Regions from separate parts of the Homo sapiens genome. Here region 2 is linked to region 1. A link is a loop called in an ENCODE intact Hi-C map of the cell type or tissue named here. Cell type or tissue: HCT116. All regions are shown on one strand.

Region 1 (8,000 bases):
CCACTCTAACCTTGAGAGTTCAGAAAACAATAGACAATGCTTCTGGAAGAACACTTTGAAGAAAACTGGGTCAAAGACTCCAGGCCAACCTTTTCACAGCTCCAGCCTCTGAGAGGTAAGACAGAGCTACCAGGTCAGCCTGGGTCCCTGGAGCCCTGCAGGGCAACAGGTGCTGAGTGACTGCAGCGGGGCTGACCCTTGCCGGGTATTTACAGGAAATACTTCAGTAAAGAAACAGGCCAGAAAGAAGCCCACCACAAAAGGGATATTATCTGTCAAAGAGAGGGGATGGCTTACATTTTTTTTTAAATCTCTATTTTCTGAATTGTCGACTTTTATAATAGTAGACATAATAAATCATTACTATAATCATAATAATGATTTTTAACTATTTCCAGCAAAAATCATAAAACATTTTAATTAGAAAAACATAAAAAGATAAAAGGACAAGGCAAAAAGGAGAATTCCATTTTGTTGCCTGGAGCTTGGCCCTGCTGAACTAGTAGAGAGAGAACTAGAGGCAGCAATAAATGGAGAAAGGCTTCTTTTACTCACACATATGGAAAGATATTAAATTGCAGATCTGGCCGGGCGTGGTGGCTCACGCCTGTAATCCCAGCACTTTGGGAGGCCGAGGCAGGCAGATTGCCTGAGCTCAGGAGTTTGAGACCAGCCTGGCCAACATGGCAAAACCCCATCTCTATTAAAAATACAAAAAATTAGTCGGGCATAGTGGTGCATGCCTGTAATCCCAGCTACTTGGGAGGCTGAGGCTTGAGAATTGCCTCTCTTGAGGCTGAGGCATGAGAATTGCTTGAACCCAGGAGGCGGAGGCTGCAGTGAGCCCAGATCATGCCACTGCTCTCCAGCCTGGGCAACAAAGAGAGACTAAAAATAAATTACATTTTTCTTTTTAATAATGATTTAATCTTTTTTTTTTTTTTAAAACCAGTTGTAAATATGTGTTAATTTGCAATTGGAAGATCTTTATAGAATAAATCTTTGGTACTTTCTTCATGTTATTTTGTTTTATTTTCAAATTGGAGTCTTGCAGATATATTCTTGGGGGTCTTCCAGTTTTTTTTGATCTTTGCAAAGGAGTCTGGATATTATTTGAGAAACACTGGCTTCACCGTTCTTGGAGTTCCTGTTATTGAGAGGGCTGTTTAGGACTAGATGCCCCCTACTGGAGAAACTCGTTGTATGTGATGTGTGAGAGATGTGTCTATGTACCTGTGTATGCATGTGTGTACACATGTATGTGTATGTGCGTAGTGCATGTGTACATATTTGGTGTGTGTATGCATGTGTGTTTTCATACATATGGGTGTGGCCGTCTTCCTACTTTGTATATGGTGAGTATGCCCTCCCCTGACAGTTCTTTCTTTTCTTTTTCCTTCACAGGGAAGGCATTGAACGTGCGTCCCACTTCTCAGGACTGGGAGACTGTTGTTCTGTGTGTCTAGCAGAGGGTGGTGCCCTTTCTGTCTCTCGGTGGCGTGATTCTCTGCTTCCCTGAGGACACAGGCCTTTGAGCGGTCCTGGCAGACCCGGGGAAAGCAACGTGGCACTTCTGTGGGCCCCACTCTGGTGACTCCACAGAGCCGTGTAGCCCTAAGGGCAGAGACAGGCTGGAAATGAAATGGGGCCATCTAACAGATGGCGCTGGAACAACTGGCTAGCCATTCGGGAGCAATCTCTACTTCATGCTTCATACCAAAATAATTTTCACATGGTTCAAAGATTCAACATAAAAATTAAAATCATAAAAATTCTACAGGAAAACGTAAGGGAATTTATTCATAATCAGAGGCTAAGGAAGGCCTTTGTGAACAGACCCCAGAATTTAGTAGCTGTAGAGGAGTAGATGGACAAGTAAGAGTCATAAAAACTAGACGCTTCTATGGGCAAACATACCAATAAACAAAATAAAAATAACAAACTGAAGGAAGGGTATTTGCCACACAAAGGCCTCTTTTTCTTAATTTGCAGAAGGCTCATATAAATCAATCCAAAAGACGAACAATCCTCTAGAAAAATGGGTAAAGGATTTGAACAGGTTATTTGCAAAAAAAAAAAAAAAAAAAAAAAAAGAGAGAGAGAGAGAAAAGTGACCAAACATCCTGAAAAAATTCTAATCCTCATTCATAATTAAATAAGAAATGAAACCACCAGTTGCCTTTAAAAATTGCCAAGTTGTTAGCAACTGAAAGATTGATACTTCCCAGTGTTGATGAGGCTTAAGGAAATAGCTACTTTTCATCTATGGTTGGAGTACAAATGGGTAGGTTTTTCATGGAACAGTTTAGCAATACATTTAAAGCAAAAATTTAAATACACATGCCCTTTGACTTAGTAATTACAAAGTCTGTATTCATCCCATGGGTAGCTTTGCAGAAGGAGCCATGATAAACAAACAAGAATGTTCATTATAGCTCTTTTAATGACAATCAAACTGGAAGCAATCTAAATTTCATCAACAGGGGACTGTTTAAATAAAATATGACACAGCCATAAAATGGGATCCATGCAGTCATTAAAAGAATGAAGCAGGCCAGATGTGGTGGCTCATGCCTGTAATCCCAGCGTTTTAGGATGCCAAGGCGGGCGGATCACCTGAGGTCGGGAGTTCGAGACCAACCTAGCCAACATGGTGAAACCCTGTCTCTACTAAAAATACAAAAAAATTGGCTGGGCGCGGTGGCTCACGCCTGTAATCCCAGCACTTTGGGAGGCCAAGGCGGGTGGATCACGAGGTCAGGAGATCGAGACCATCCTGGCTAACATGGTGAAACCCTGTCTCTGCTAAACAATACAAAAAATTAGCTGGGTGTGGTGGCGGGCGCCTGTAGTCCCAGCTACTCGGGAGGCTGAGGCAGGAGAATGACGTGAACCCAGGAGGCGGAGCTTGCAGTGAGCCGAGATCGCGCCAGTGCACTCCAGCCTCGGCGACAGAGCGAGACTCCGTCTCAAAAAAAAAAAAAAAAAAAAAAATTAGCTGGGCATGGTGGTGTGTGCCTATAATCCCAGCTACTCAGGAGGCTGAGACAAGAGAATCACTTGAACCCGGGAGGCGGAGGTTGCAGTGAGCGGAGATCCCACCACTGCACTCCAGCCTGGGTGCAACAGAGCGAGACTCCATCTCAAATAGTAATAATAATAATATTAAAGTATTATTATTGACATAAAACAAAATAATCAGGTTTAAATCTTAACATTGTTTCTGACTGAGGAACAGAACATGGAACTGTTTCCCTGGTTGATAATACTTTTTTTCTTTTTGAAACAGGGTCTCACTCTGTTGCCCAGGCTGGATGCAGTGGCACGATCATGGCTCACTGCAGCCTCAGCCTCCTGGGTTCAAGTGATTCTCCTTCCTCGGCCTCCCAAAGTGTTGGAATTGCAGGCATGAGCCACGGTGCCCGACCATAATATATTTTTAACTCCTGTTTTTCTAAGAAGAGATAAATAAGCCTGAATTTTAGAATATTATTTTCTCTTCCCTCTTACATGACTAAGAAACTATAAAGGTAGATTTTCTGCCCAAACGGAAATGACGTTTCCAGACCCTGAAAAGCGGGGCTGGTGCTCTGGCTAGGAGATCCTGCGACCATCGCATGTGACACTACATGTTGGGCCAAATGCAGAGACCTGGGGGCAAAGACAGGCAGGCTGCTTTGGGGGAAGAGGGCACCTGGATAGAGTTTCAGCTCTGGGGGTGATCGGGTGCACAGAGGGCCAGGCTAGGAAGCACCTCTGTTGTTGACTACACACCCTCAAGCTCTGGCCATGTAGTGACAGACGTTCCCTGGGCATCTGCGGAGTGCCAGGGGCTGGGCTTACGCAGATGCCCATACTGGGTAACTGGACACAGCCAGAGGGGCATCCCGGTGTGAGTAGCGGTGCTCTGGAGGACTGTGACTCAGCTGAAGTTTGGGGAGCCTCGGCCTCAGTCCTGGGAGAGAGTCTCTGCAGGGAGCTTTGGCCTTCTGTCCTACGGTCACCATGACAGGGAGAGCTCCTCTGCTGCCGGAGACCCCATCTCAGGATGAAAGGTAAAACGTGGCCTCAGTGAAGGGCACATACTCAGAGGGGAACATCTCAGTGATTGAAGAGGGGGCCAGTTTCCTCAACGGTATATTTTCTTTACCATGAAGTAGCCAATGGAAACTAGAAGGGTATATGTTTTCCCAGCAAAACTCTTTTCATTTTGAAAGAGGAAAAGAGCAATCCGTAAACATTTATTTATTTATATATTTTTGTTTTGAGACAGGGTCTCCCTCGCCTAGGCTGGAGTGCAGTGGCGTGATCACTGCTCGTTGCAGTCTCAACCTCCCCAGGCTCAGGTGATCCTCCTACCTCAGCCTCCTGAGTAGGTGGGTCTACAGGTGCACACCATCACACCTGGCTAATTTTTGTTTCTTTGGTAGAAATGAGTTCTCACTATGTTGCCCAGGCTGGTCTTGAACTCTTGGGCTCAAGCGATCCGCCCACCTCAGCCTCCCAAAGTTCTGAGATTACAGGCATGAGCCACCGCACCTGGCCTCATAAACTTTTTTTTTTTTTTTAGACGGAGTTTCACTCTTGTTGCCCAGGCTGGAGTGCAATAGCGCAATCTCGGCTCACTGCAACCTCTACCTCCTGGGTTCAAGCGATTTTCTTGCTTCAGCCTCCCGAGTAGCTGGGATGCACCACCCAGCTACTCAGTGGCATGCGCCACCACGCCCCACTAATTTTGTATTTTTAGTAGAGACGGCGTATCTCCATGTTGGTCAGGCTGGTCTCGAACTCCCAACCTCAGGTGATCCACCCGCCTCGGCCTCCCAAAGTGCTGGGATTACAGGTGTGAGCTACCGCGCCTGGCTCTGGTAAACATTTTTAAGGTGTTTTGAATGGCTTGAGGGCTCCCCAAAAACGTTTGTCAGAGACAAAGGGGATTCCAATGGAGTTGTAGTGTCACCTAGTGGTGGCTGGAGGGAGGAACTGGGGTGAGAGGAAGGGAGAGGCGGGACACACAGCAGGTCTGCTCTTTTGGCTATGAGAAAAACTTCCCCCAGCTATCGTCCCTGGGAAGAGAGCTGCCCTTGGGTGTGCTCTGGGACTGCTCTGGGGAAGGGTGCGTGAAAGGGAGATGTCACACTGCCAGCAGCAATTGGAGAAAAGTCTGCTCCCTGTCCTGGGTCTCACGCTAAAGGCATTTGGTGTGATTTAAGGCTGCTGGCTTCTTGGAGAGATGCCTCCTGACTCCTATTTGTCTTTCAACTTTGGCCATGAAGGAGTGTTACACTTTTATGTGGTCATATTTATCATACTTTTCTTTTATGATTCTCTGGTCTTTGTAACGTTCTTGGAAGGGCCATCCTGCCAAGTAAAGGCCACTTAAAACATCTGTGAGAGAAAAGAGGATGCTGGGGGTACTGCAGCCATTTCGAGCATCTTTCTTTGATTTTATTGTCTTTTTACTCTGTTTTGTGTTCATCAGTAGCTGTGTGCTCCCTGGCTAACTTCCAGAAAGCTGAGCTGAAGCCACCAGGCATCTTAGGTGTCCTCAAGCAGGAGGGGGCTGGTTCAGGAGCTCAGTGAGGAGGCCTCCTTTGCCACAGGTGTCTCCCTCAGGCTAGGGACGTGAAGGAATTCCACCCTGGTGCAGGCACAGTATCATGGGAATCAGGACTCAGGCTGTCCTAGGGCTGTGCCTCCACGCCTCCCCCATCAGCTCCTAGGCAAGTGACTTAGCCTCCTGAAGCCTCGGGATTTTTATTTGTAAAATAGGAATAATAATAGTAATAATAACAAGAACAAAAATAGTACCTATCTCACAGGGTTGTTTCCAGACTTAAATGAACTAATGCATCTGAAGTGCTTAGACCAAGGCCTGGGACACATGAGTAAGTGCTTCATAAATGTCACCTGTCACAGTTATCTGAGCAAGTGGCCCTGGGATAGATCAACTGATGCTGGACTTTGAAGTCAGTACACAACTGTCTCAGATGGAGACACACTGTCCTCTTTCCGACATTGGGCATTTTCTTTTTTTTCCTTTTTTTTTTTGAGATGGGGTCTTGCTGTGTTGCCCAGTCTGGAGTGCAGTGGTGGGGTCTCAGCTCACTGCAACCTCCACCTCCAGGGTTCAAGTGATTCTCTTGCCTCAGCCTCCCAAGTAGCTGGGACTACAGGCATGAGCCACCATGCCTGGCTAATTTTTCATATTTTTAGTAGAGATGGGGTTTCGCCATGTTGGCCAGGCTGGTCTCAAACTCCTGACCTCAGGTGATCGGCCCACCTCGGCCTCCCAAAGTGCTGGAATTACAGGCGTGAGTCACTGTGACCGGCCAACACTGGGCATTTTCCTTTCTGCTTCATGGAGGAACCTCCTTCCGTCCTTTCAGATACAGTCTTGGGAGTGCTTGGCCTCAGGTCTGGATTTTTTCCATGGGTGCTATGGGTACTTAAGCCTATGAACTTTTAAAGCATCTGCTTGAGACCAGAAAAAAACATTACTGTCCTCAAGTTATGAAAGGAAAACTTCAAACCAAAATTAATAAATGTTCACTTAAATGCCTTTGTTGTATCAATGTCATTGATTGCTAAATGTAGTACTCATAAACATTTCATTATATTTGAAGACAAACATAGTTTTTTTCTCACTTGGCAAGGCATCCAGCACACGCATGATTGCTTAGAAATAAAACCAGTTGTAAATTCAGTGAGTCCCTTGTCATCCAGTGATTCCAAAAGCCAAATTTGTAAAAATCCTTTCAAAATGTTTACTGCAAGAAAATGATGTTTAATGTGGAATGCGGTATATTTTAGTACATTTGGCCTGACAGGGTTGGGCTCCAAAATAAGAGTTTGGGGGTCTATGAAGACCTCACAACTGATCCTGGATTCAGGGGCCACCTCCCAGAGGGCAAGTTTGTCTGTGGGGCAGAGGAAGGGGCTGGGATTCACCCCTGCTACCTCCTTGCACAGTCACCTCTTCCAATAAGTTAGCCCTGCTTGTGTGGCAGCCAGCACTGGCCTGGTCCCCATGGGGTGTCCAGCTTTCCCCCGAGAAAGCCTGTAGGCCTTCTTTAAACACCGTCTTCACAACTAGAACATGTGACCATGTGGAGCAGTTTCCCAATGTGTAATCAATAAATGACCTGTATCATACTCTGCTCAATCTAAGTCTCAAGGGGTGAGGTCTGGGAGTCTGCATTTTAGTAACTTTCTCCCCCTCTCCCCAAGGCCTCATAGATGATTCTGATGCACGTTTAAGTTTGAGAATTATTAGTCTAGAGTGTGTGTGCACCCCAGGAGGAGGGCAAGATGATCCCTTTTTCAATATCATTAGTCTATGTTTCATAATATACATAATATGAATACAGTAGTGCATTTTTAGAAATTATAAATAAAGAAATATACATATATTGGTGTACACACTTTAAAAATTTATTACTGCTAGGGGTGCGTGATCAAAAAAGTTTGGAGCTCAGAGCAACGTGCCCAGCCCAGCTATGCGGTCAGACCTGCTGTATGTTCAGCTCTGAACCTGGGCCTGGGAGGTGGGGAACTGGGACTGGAGTGCACAAAAAGCAGAGGACAGGCTGCCCCATGGTGCTAGCAAGGAAACTGCATCTCATCAGCGCCAGGGATACAGGTAGTGCTCAATAAATGGTCACTGGGCAATGAGTGAAGCTGAATCCCAAAAATACCTGGGAATAAGATGGCATAGGGCCCATTCCATCCTAAAATGGGCAGCACAGACTTCCATCCTTCAGAGGGAGGGCCCGACAGCTTAATCCATCCATTTCTTTATTCATTCATTTATTTAATAACTAGTTATTGAGTATGCACTAGGCATCAGGCACAGGCACTCAGAGATCTACCCCTCCAACTTGTCCAGCCACCCCCTGAAGTTCAGACAGGACACCACCCTCTCCCCCGACAGCTTTTCTGATAGTCTGATTAACTATGGGCTGGTGGCTGGGTGGACATGGTGGCACATGCCTATAATC
Region 2 (8,000 bases), 230 kb before region 1:
ATCAGGCCCCTGAGACATTTAATCTTGGCTTTCAGATTGGTTTGTTTTGTGTTTGTAATGAGCTGTGATTGTGCCATTGTACTCCACCCTCTGTCACCCAGGCTGGAGTGCAATGGCACAATCACAGCTCACTGCAGCCTCAAACTCTTGGGCTCAAGTGATCTTCCCACTTCAGCCTTCCAAGTAACTAGGACTACAGCCATGTGCCATCAAGCCTGGCTAATTTTCTGTAGGAACAAGGTCTCACTGTGTGGCCCAGGCTGGTCTTGAACTCCTGGGCTCAAGTGATCTGCCCACCTTGGCCTCCCAATATGTTGGGATTACAGGCGTGAGCCATTGTGCCTGGACTTTAATTTCTTTCAGTGAAATTTTACAGTTTTCAATTTATAGGTTTTTTCTACAACTATTTTTCTTTTTTTGGAGATGGAATCTCGCTGTTGTCGTCCAGGCTGGAATGCAATGGTGCGATCTTGGCTAACTTCAACCTTCGCCTCCCAGGTTTAAGCAATTCTCCTGTCTCAGCTTCCCAAATGGCTGGGATTACAGGCGCCCACCTAATTTTTGTATTTTTAGTAGAGATGGGGTTTCACCATGTTGGCCAGGCTGGTCTCAAACTCTTGACCTCAGGTGATCTGCCCACCTTGGCCTCCCAAAGTGCTGGGATTACAGACGTGAGCCACCGCACCCAGCCCATTGCCTGATTTTTTTTTAATTATTTATTTATTTATTTATTTTAAGAGTATTGGTTAAGTTGGCCGGGCGCAGTGGCTCACGCCTGTAATCCCAACGCTTTGGGAGGCAGAGGTGAGCGAATCACCTGAGGTCAGGAGTTCAAGAACAGCCTGGCCAACATGGTGAAACCCCATCTCTACTAAAAATACAAAAATTAGCCAGGCATAGTGGTGGGCACCTGTAATCCCAGCTACTCGGGAGGCTGAGGCAGGAGAATGCCTTGAACCTGGGAGGTGGAGGTTGCAGTGAGCTGAGATCATGCCTCTACACTCCAGCCTGGGCAACAAGAGAGAAACTCCATCTCAGAAAAAAGAAAAAAAAAAAAGAGTATTGGTTAAGTATTTTGTTGGATAGTCTTCAATTTGAGTTTGTCTGACATTTTCTCATGATTAAATTGAAGTTAAGCATATTAGGAAGAATACTAATTTTTTTTTTTTTTTTTTTTTTTTTTTGAGACAGATTCTTGTTCTGTCACCCAGGCTGGAGTATAGTGGCACAATCTCAGCTCACTGCAACCTCTGCTCCTGGGTTCAAGCAATTCTCCTGCCCCAGCCTCCCAAGTAGCTGGGACTACAGGCATGCACCATGACATCCAGCTAATTTTTATATTTTTGGTAAAGATGGGGTTTCGCCATGTTGGCCAAGCTGGTCTTGAACTCCTGACCTCAAGTGATCTGCCCACCTTGGCCTCCCGAAGTGCTGGGATTATAGACATGAGCCACTGTGCCCAGCCTTTTTACTATATTTTGAGTTAATTTCTTAGTCATTGTCCTGGGAATTACAATTAACATCTTATTTAATAACAACTTAGTTTAGATAAATGCCAACTTAATTTCATTATTACACAAAAAATGTGCTCCTATATAGCTTTGGTTCCCTTTCTCCTTCTTTGTGCTATTATTGTCACACAAAATACATCTTAATACATTGTGTGCATTATCAATGCAGGTTTATAATTACTGCATTATGTACTTATCTTTTAAATAGGATAGGAAAAAATTAAACAAAATTAAACAAGAATACATTTATGCTACCTTTTATATTTACCTATGGAGTTACCTTTAATGGTTTATTTTATTTCTTCATGTAGATTCAAATTACTGTCTACTGTCATTTCAGTCTGAAAGACCTCCTCTAGGATTTCCTTTTTTGTTTTTTTGTTTTTGAGACAGAGTCTTGCTCTGTTGCCCAGTCTGGAGTGTAGTGGCGCAATCTCGGCTCACTATAACCTCTGCCTCCTAGGTTCAAGCAATTCTTATGCCTCGGCCTCCCAAGTAGCTGGGATTACAGGTGCGTGCCACTACGCCTGGCTAAGTTTTTTTTATTTTTAGTAGAGACGAGGTTTCACCATGTTGGCCAGGCTGATCTCAAATTCCTGACCTCAGATGATCCACCTGCCTCGGCCTCCCAAAGTGCTGAGATTACAGGGGTGAGCCACCGTGCCTGGCCTAGGATTTCTTATACGTCAGGTTTACTAGTGATGAAATCTTCCAGTCTTTATCTTAGAATGTTTTAATGTCTTCTTTCCCTCCTTCATTTTTGAAGAATAGTTTCGTTAGATAGAGAATTCTGGGGTGACAGGGGGTGTTTTTTTCTTTCAGCACTCTTAATATATGTCATCTTACTGCCTTTTGGCCTTTATGGTTTCTGATGAGAAATAGGATGTTAATCTTATCGAGCATCCATTGTACACGATGAGTCCTTCCTTCCTCCCTCCCTCCTTTTTTTCTTTTCTTTTCTTCCTTCCTTCCTTTTTCTTTCTTTCTTCTTTCCTTCCTTCCTTTTTCCTTCTTTCTTCCTTTCCTTCCTTTCTCTTTCTTTCTTTCTCTTTCTTTCTTCTCTTTCTCTCTTTCTCTTTCTTTCTTTTTTGTGAGACAGGGTCTCACTCTGTCACCCAGGCTGGAGTGCAGTGATCATGGCTCACTATAGCCTGGCCTCTCAGGCTCAATCAATCCTCCCACCTCAGCCTCTCGGGTAGCTGGGAATACAGACATGCACCACCATGCCCAGCTAATTTTTGTATTTTTTGTAGAGACAGGGCCTCACCATGTCTTGAACTGGTCTTGAACTCCTGGGCTGGTCTTGAACTCCTGGGCTCAAGCAATCTACCTGCCTCAGCCTCCCAAAGTGCTGGAATTACAGGCATGAATCACCACGCCCAGCCTACTTTTTTTTTTTTTTTTTTTTTTTTAAAGAAGCAAGGTCCCACTCTGCTACCCAGGCTTCAGTACAGTGGCATGATCATGCCTTGCTGCAGCCTCAAACTCCTGGGCTCAATCAATTCTTCTGCCTCAGCCTCCCAAGTAGCTAGGACTACAGGCACATGCCACTGAGTCTGGCTTTTTTTTTTTTTTTTTTTGGAGAGACAGGATCTCACTATGTATCTCAGGTTGATCTTGACCTCCTGGCCCCTCAGGTGATCCTCTTGCCTCAGTCTCCCAAACTGCTGCTGGATTACAGGCCACCATGCCCAGCTGCTTTCTTTTTTTAAATTTGAGATGGAGTCTCACTATATTACCCAAGCTAAAGTCGAACTCCTGGGCCCAAACTATCCTCCCACCTCAGCCTTCTGAGTAGCTGGGACTACAGGCATGCACACCACACCCAGCTTGTGATGAGTCACCATTGTCTTACTGATTTCAAGATTCGCTCTCCTGCCTTTGGCTTATAACAATTTGACTACGATGTGTCTTGGTGTGAATCTCTTTGAGTTTATTTTACTTGGATTTTATTGAGCTTTCCAGATGTATAGATCAATGTTTTAAATTAAATTTAGAAAGTTTTCAAGTTTTCAGCCATTATTTCTTTAAATATTCTTTCTGCTCCTTTTTTTCCTCTCCTCTCCTTCTGGAACTCCAGAAGTTCACTTAGGCTCTCTTCATATATCTTCATTCTTTTCTTTTTCTGTTCCTCAGACTTGATAATCTCAATTGATTTATTTTTAAATTCATTGATATTTTCTTCTGTCTGCTCTATCTTTTTTTTTTTTTTTAGATGGAATCTAGCTCTTTGCCTTAGCCTTTGCTTCATGCTTGTGAAGAGCCTGAAGATCAGCCAGAACACTTAGGGCATTCTCAGATCTTTCCTGAACATGTGCATAGGCCTCGGCATGCAAGTGGCTTTCCGGTTTCCCAGGGATATGTCAGTTTTTCAAAGTCCTTCTTCTCCAAAGCATCTCATTCTTCAGTCTTCTCTCCCAAGCTTTATATTAGTCTATTGTTTGCCCCAACTGTTATCCAATGCCCCAGGCAGCAATAACCAAAACATTTGCCTGTAAATATCTTCAACAAATGCTCCTTGGGTAGCCACACTCACCACTAGAGAGTTCCAAGTTAGACAAGATAAAGGTAAGCACTTGAGAAAGTCCTCCAGGGAGCCACCATACAGGTCAAAACAAAGATAAAGGTAAGCACTTGAGAAAGTCCTCCAGGGAGCCACCATACAGGTCAAAACAAAACAAAAACAATTTCTTGCGAATTAGGTCCATTCTCTTCCCTCTAGTACTGGTACCTATACTGGGACTGTAGCTATTTTCTCCAAATTCACTGCTAACCTGGGGATGGGACCAGGGTAAGTTAAAATACTACAAAGCTTGCTATTCTTACTAAGAATCAGCTGTCTTTTTTATGAAAACATTTCACTGGCTGCTGCAGGCCTTTTGGTTAGTGTCTAGAGTTCTGAAAAGTTGATTCTAACAGTTTTTTTGTTTTTTGTTTGTTTGTTTGTTTGTTTAGATGGAGTCTCGCTCTGTCGCCAGGCTGGAGTGCAGTGGCACGATCTGGGCTCACTGCAACCTCTGCCTCTCAGGTTCAAGTGATTCTTCTGCCTCAGTCTCCCGAGCAGCTGGGACTAGAGGCATGTGCCACCATGCGTGGCTAATTTTTGTATTTTTAGTAGAGACAGGGTTTCACCATGTTGGCCAGGATGGTCTCGATCTCTTGACCTCGTGATCAGCCCGCCTCGGCCTCCCAAAGTGCTGGGATTACAGGCGTGAGCCACCGTGCCCAGCCAATTCTAACAGTTTTAACCAACCTTTTGGTTGCATTTATGGAGGGATAAACTTTTGGATTTCCTTACTCTGCCATTTTTCACTGATAACACTTCAGTATTCCTTATTACTGGTAATGTTAACTTTGATCACTCAGTTAAGGTAGTGTCTGCCAAGTTTCTTCACTGCAGAGTTACTATTTTTTCTTTTTCATATGCTATTCTAGAGGTCAGCAAACCATGGCTGGAGGCCCAAATCCAGCCCACTGCCTGTTTTTATAAATAAAGTTTTATTGGCATACAGCCACATTCATTCATTCACATATTTTTTATGGCTGCTTTCATGCTACATCAGTAGGGGTGAGTTGTTGCAAAAGAGATCATATGGCTTAAACAGCCTAATATATTTCCTATTTGGGTCTACGCTGACCCCTGCATGATTTGTTAGAAGTGCACCACTAAATCAGCCCACACTTAAGGGAAGGAGAATTAAGCTTTCCATTGTGGAGGGAGGGGTATCAAAACATTTGGGGACATATGTTAAAAACAAGATAATTAATGCATATTTGGAGGTTTATACTTAGATGCTATGTAAATATCCTGGTCCTCCTTAGAGTTTTGCCCACTAATATTAGCTTCATCAGTGGACTTTATCTGCAGCAATTATTACTGTGGTGTTCTAATTTTCTGTTTCCTTCATTCCCATTTTTTTTTTTTTTTTTTTTTTTTTTTTTGGAGACAAAGTCTCACTCTGTCACCCAGGCTAGAGTGCAGTGGCATGACCTCTGCTCACCTCAGCCTCCACTTCCTGGGTTGAAGCGATTCTCCTGCCTCAGCCTCCTGAGTAGCTGGGATTACAGGTGTCTGCCACAATGCCCAGCTATTTTTTTTGTTTGTTTTTTAAGGACAGAGTCTCACTCTGTCACCCAGGCTGGAGTGCAGTGACGCCATCTCAGCTCACTGCAACCTCTGCCTCCCGGGTTCAAGCAATTCTCCTGGCTCAGCCTCCTGAGTAGCTGGGATTACAGGTGGCCACCATCACGCCTGGCTAACTTTTGTATTTTTAGTAGAGACGGGGTTTCACCATATTGGCCAGATTGGTCTCAAACTCCTGACCTCAGGTCATCCTCTGGCTTCGGCCTCCCAAAGTGCTGGGATTACAGGAGTGAGCCACCGCGCCTGGCATATAGTTTTAAAGAAGATTTTAAATAGCCTTATAAACTGGGAAAAGAAACCCATAGTTCAGGAGTTGAGGCACTTTCTCTTGGTGTAGAGACAACTGGTGCAATGGAGAACACAGTACAAGGTCTTGAGTTAGAAACCTAAATTTATGACCTTGGGCAAGTCCCTTGACCTCTCTCCCTTTTTTACTTTTATCCACAGAATAAAAATATCAATGGTCACCTCACAGGATTCTTGTGAAAATGTTGTTTATATTAGGAAGTAGGATGTAAATGCTAGATTCTTTGGTAATGCACATCCTTTACTCTCACTTTCTTCTTCACTTTCTTTCCTTCCCACTTTCCTTCTTTTTTTCTGGTCCTACCTTTTTTCTCCTCTGTCTGTGTTTTGGGCCCACCAGGGGCCCCCTATAGCACTACAAGTGAAACCAGTGGGGTCTAAGTCATAACACTTCTTATAAAGAAGGATTGCACCAGGACCAGCCCACATAGCCAAATTCCTTTTTCTGTTGTCCCCAGAAAGCCACGTTAAGGACTCCCTTGCTGTTCTAAGCAGACTGCTTCTTTCACACATTTCCTCCCACCACCCAATGAAGGGCAGGGGCTGTGCTTTACATATTACATCTTTGTAACCCCCTCCCCTCCCTTACTGCACAAGGCTTTCCAAATAGTCTTTAGATGTCAACCTTGGATGCAGATTTTAACACACACATATTCTGCATTTTTTTTTTTTTTTTGAGACGGAGTTTCGGTCTTGTTGCCCAGGCTGGAGTGCAATGGCGTGATCTCGGCTCACTGCAACCTCTGCCTCCTGGGTTCAAGTGATTCTCCTGCCTCAGCCTCCCAAGTAGCCGGGATTACAGGCATGTGCCACCACGCCTGGCTAATTCTGTTTTTTTTTTTTAGTAGAGACAGGGTTTCACCATGTTGGCCAGGCTGGTCTCAAACTCCCGACCTCAGGTGATCTGCCTGCCTCGGCCTCCCAAAGTGCTGGGATTACAGGCATGAGCCACCATGCCTGGCCCATATTCTGCATTTTAATACACATTCTACATGTTGCCAGTAGATATTTGATATGGCTTGGCTCTGCCCCCACCCAAATCTCATCTTGAATTCCCACATGTTATGGGAGGAACATGGTGGGAGGTGATTGAATCATGGGGGTGGGTCTTTCTTGTGCTGTTCTGATGATAATGAGTAAGTCTCACAAGATCTGATGGTTTTAAAAAATGGGAGTTTCCCTGAACAAGCTCTCCACTCTTGTCTGCTGCCATGTGAGACATGCCTTTTACCTTCCGCCATGATTGTGAGGCCTCCCCACCCATGTGAAACTGTAAGTCCAATAAACCTCTTTCTTTAGTAAATTGTCCAGTCTCGGGTATGTCTTTATCAGCAGTGTGAAAATGGACTAATACAGTAAATTGGTACCGAGAGTGGGGTGCTACTGAAAAGATACCCGAAAATGTGGAAGCAACTTTGGAACTGGGTAACAGGCAGAGGTTGGAATAATTTGGAGGGCTCAGAAGAAGACAGGAAAATGTGGGAAAGTTTGGAACTCCCTAGAGACTTGTTGAATGGCTTTGACCAATATGCTGATAATGATATGGACAATGAAATCCAGGCTGAGATGGTCTCAGATGGAGATGAGGAAGTTATTGGGAACTAGAGCAAAGGTGACTCTTGTTATGTTTTAGCAAAGAGACTGGTGGCATTTTGCCCCTGCCCTGGAGATTTGTGGAACTTTGAACTTGAGAAAGGTGATTTAGGGTTTCTGGCAGAAGAAATTTCTAAGCAGCAAAGCATTCAAGAGGTGACTTGGGTGTTGTTAAAAGCATTCAGTTTTAAAAGGGAAACAGAGCATAAAAGTTTGCAAAATTTGTAGTCTGACAAGCAATAAAGAAGAAAAACCCATTTTCTGAGGAGCAATTCAAGCCAGCTGCAGAAATTTGCTTAAGTAATAAGGAGCCTAATATTAATCTCTGACAGTGGGAAAAATGTCTCCAGGGCAGGTCAGAGGTCCTCACAGCAGACCCCCCACCCCCAATCACAGGCCTGGAGGTTTAGGAGAAAAAAAATAGTTTAGTGGGCCAGGCCCAGGGT

What was found. Hi-C counts contacts between places; a loop is a spot of excess contacts. Peaks named below come from ENCODE experiments on the same cell type or tissue, not always from the same donor. Only the 100,000 strongest peaks of a DNase experiment are listed, where the experiment ranks them.
Region 2: it touches region 1 in a loop (6-fold over the local background); 4 of 110 quality-filtered maps call a loop at or near these places.

The regions. Positions count from the first base shown.
Region 1 is chr10:103,480,907-103,488,906 of GRCh38, forward strand. The region is part of intron 3 of NEURL1-AS1 (NEURL1 antisense RNA 1); the gene reads right to left. Among named protein-coding and RNA genes, the nearest start is that of CALHM3, 5.7 kb to the left of the region's middle. In HCT116, CTCF peaks have their summits at 1,227 (motif pointing left), 1,429 and 4,971 (motif pointing left); DNase peaks (open chromatin) are centred at 1,185, 1,477 and 4,975; H3K4me3 peaks cover 795 bases.
Region 2 is chr10:103,251,797-103,259,796 of GRCh38, forward strand. No RefSeq gene overlaps it. Among named protein-coding and RNA genes, the nearest start is that of RPEL1, 9.9 kb to the left of the region's middle. RefSeq lists an enhancer at 2,960-3,459. In HCT116, no CTCF peak of the experiment used is centred here; DNase peaks (open chromatin) are centred at 2,946 and 3,345; H3K4me3 peaks cover 750 bases; H3K27ac peaks cover 1,285 bases.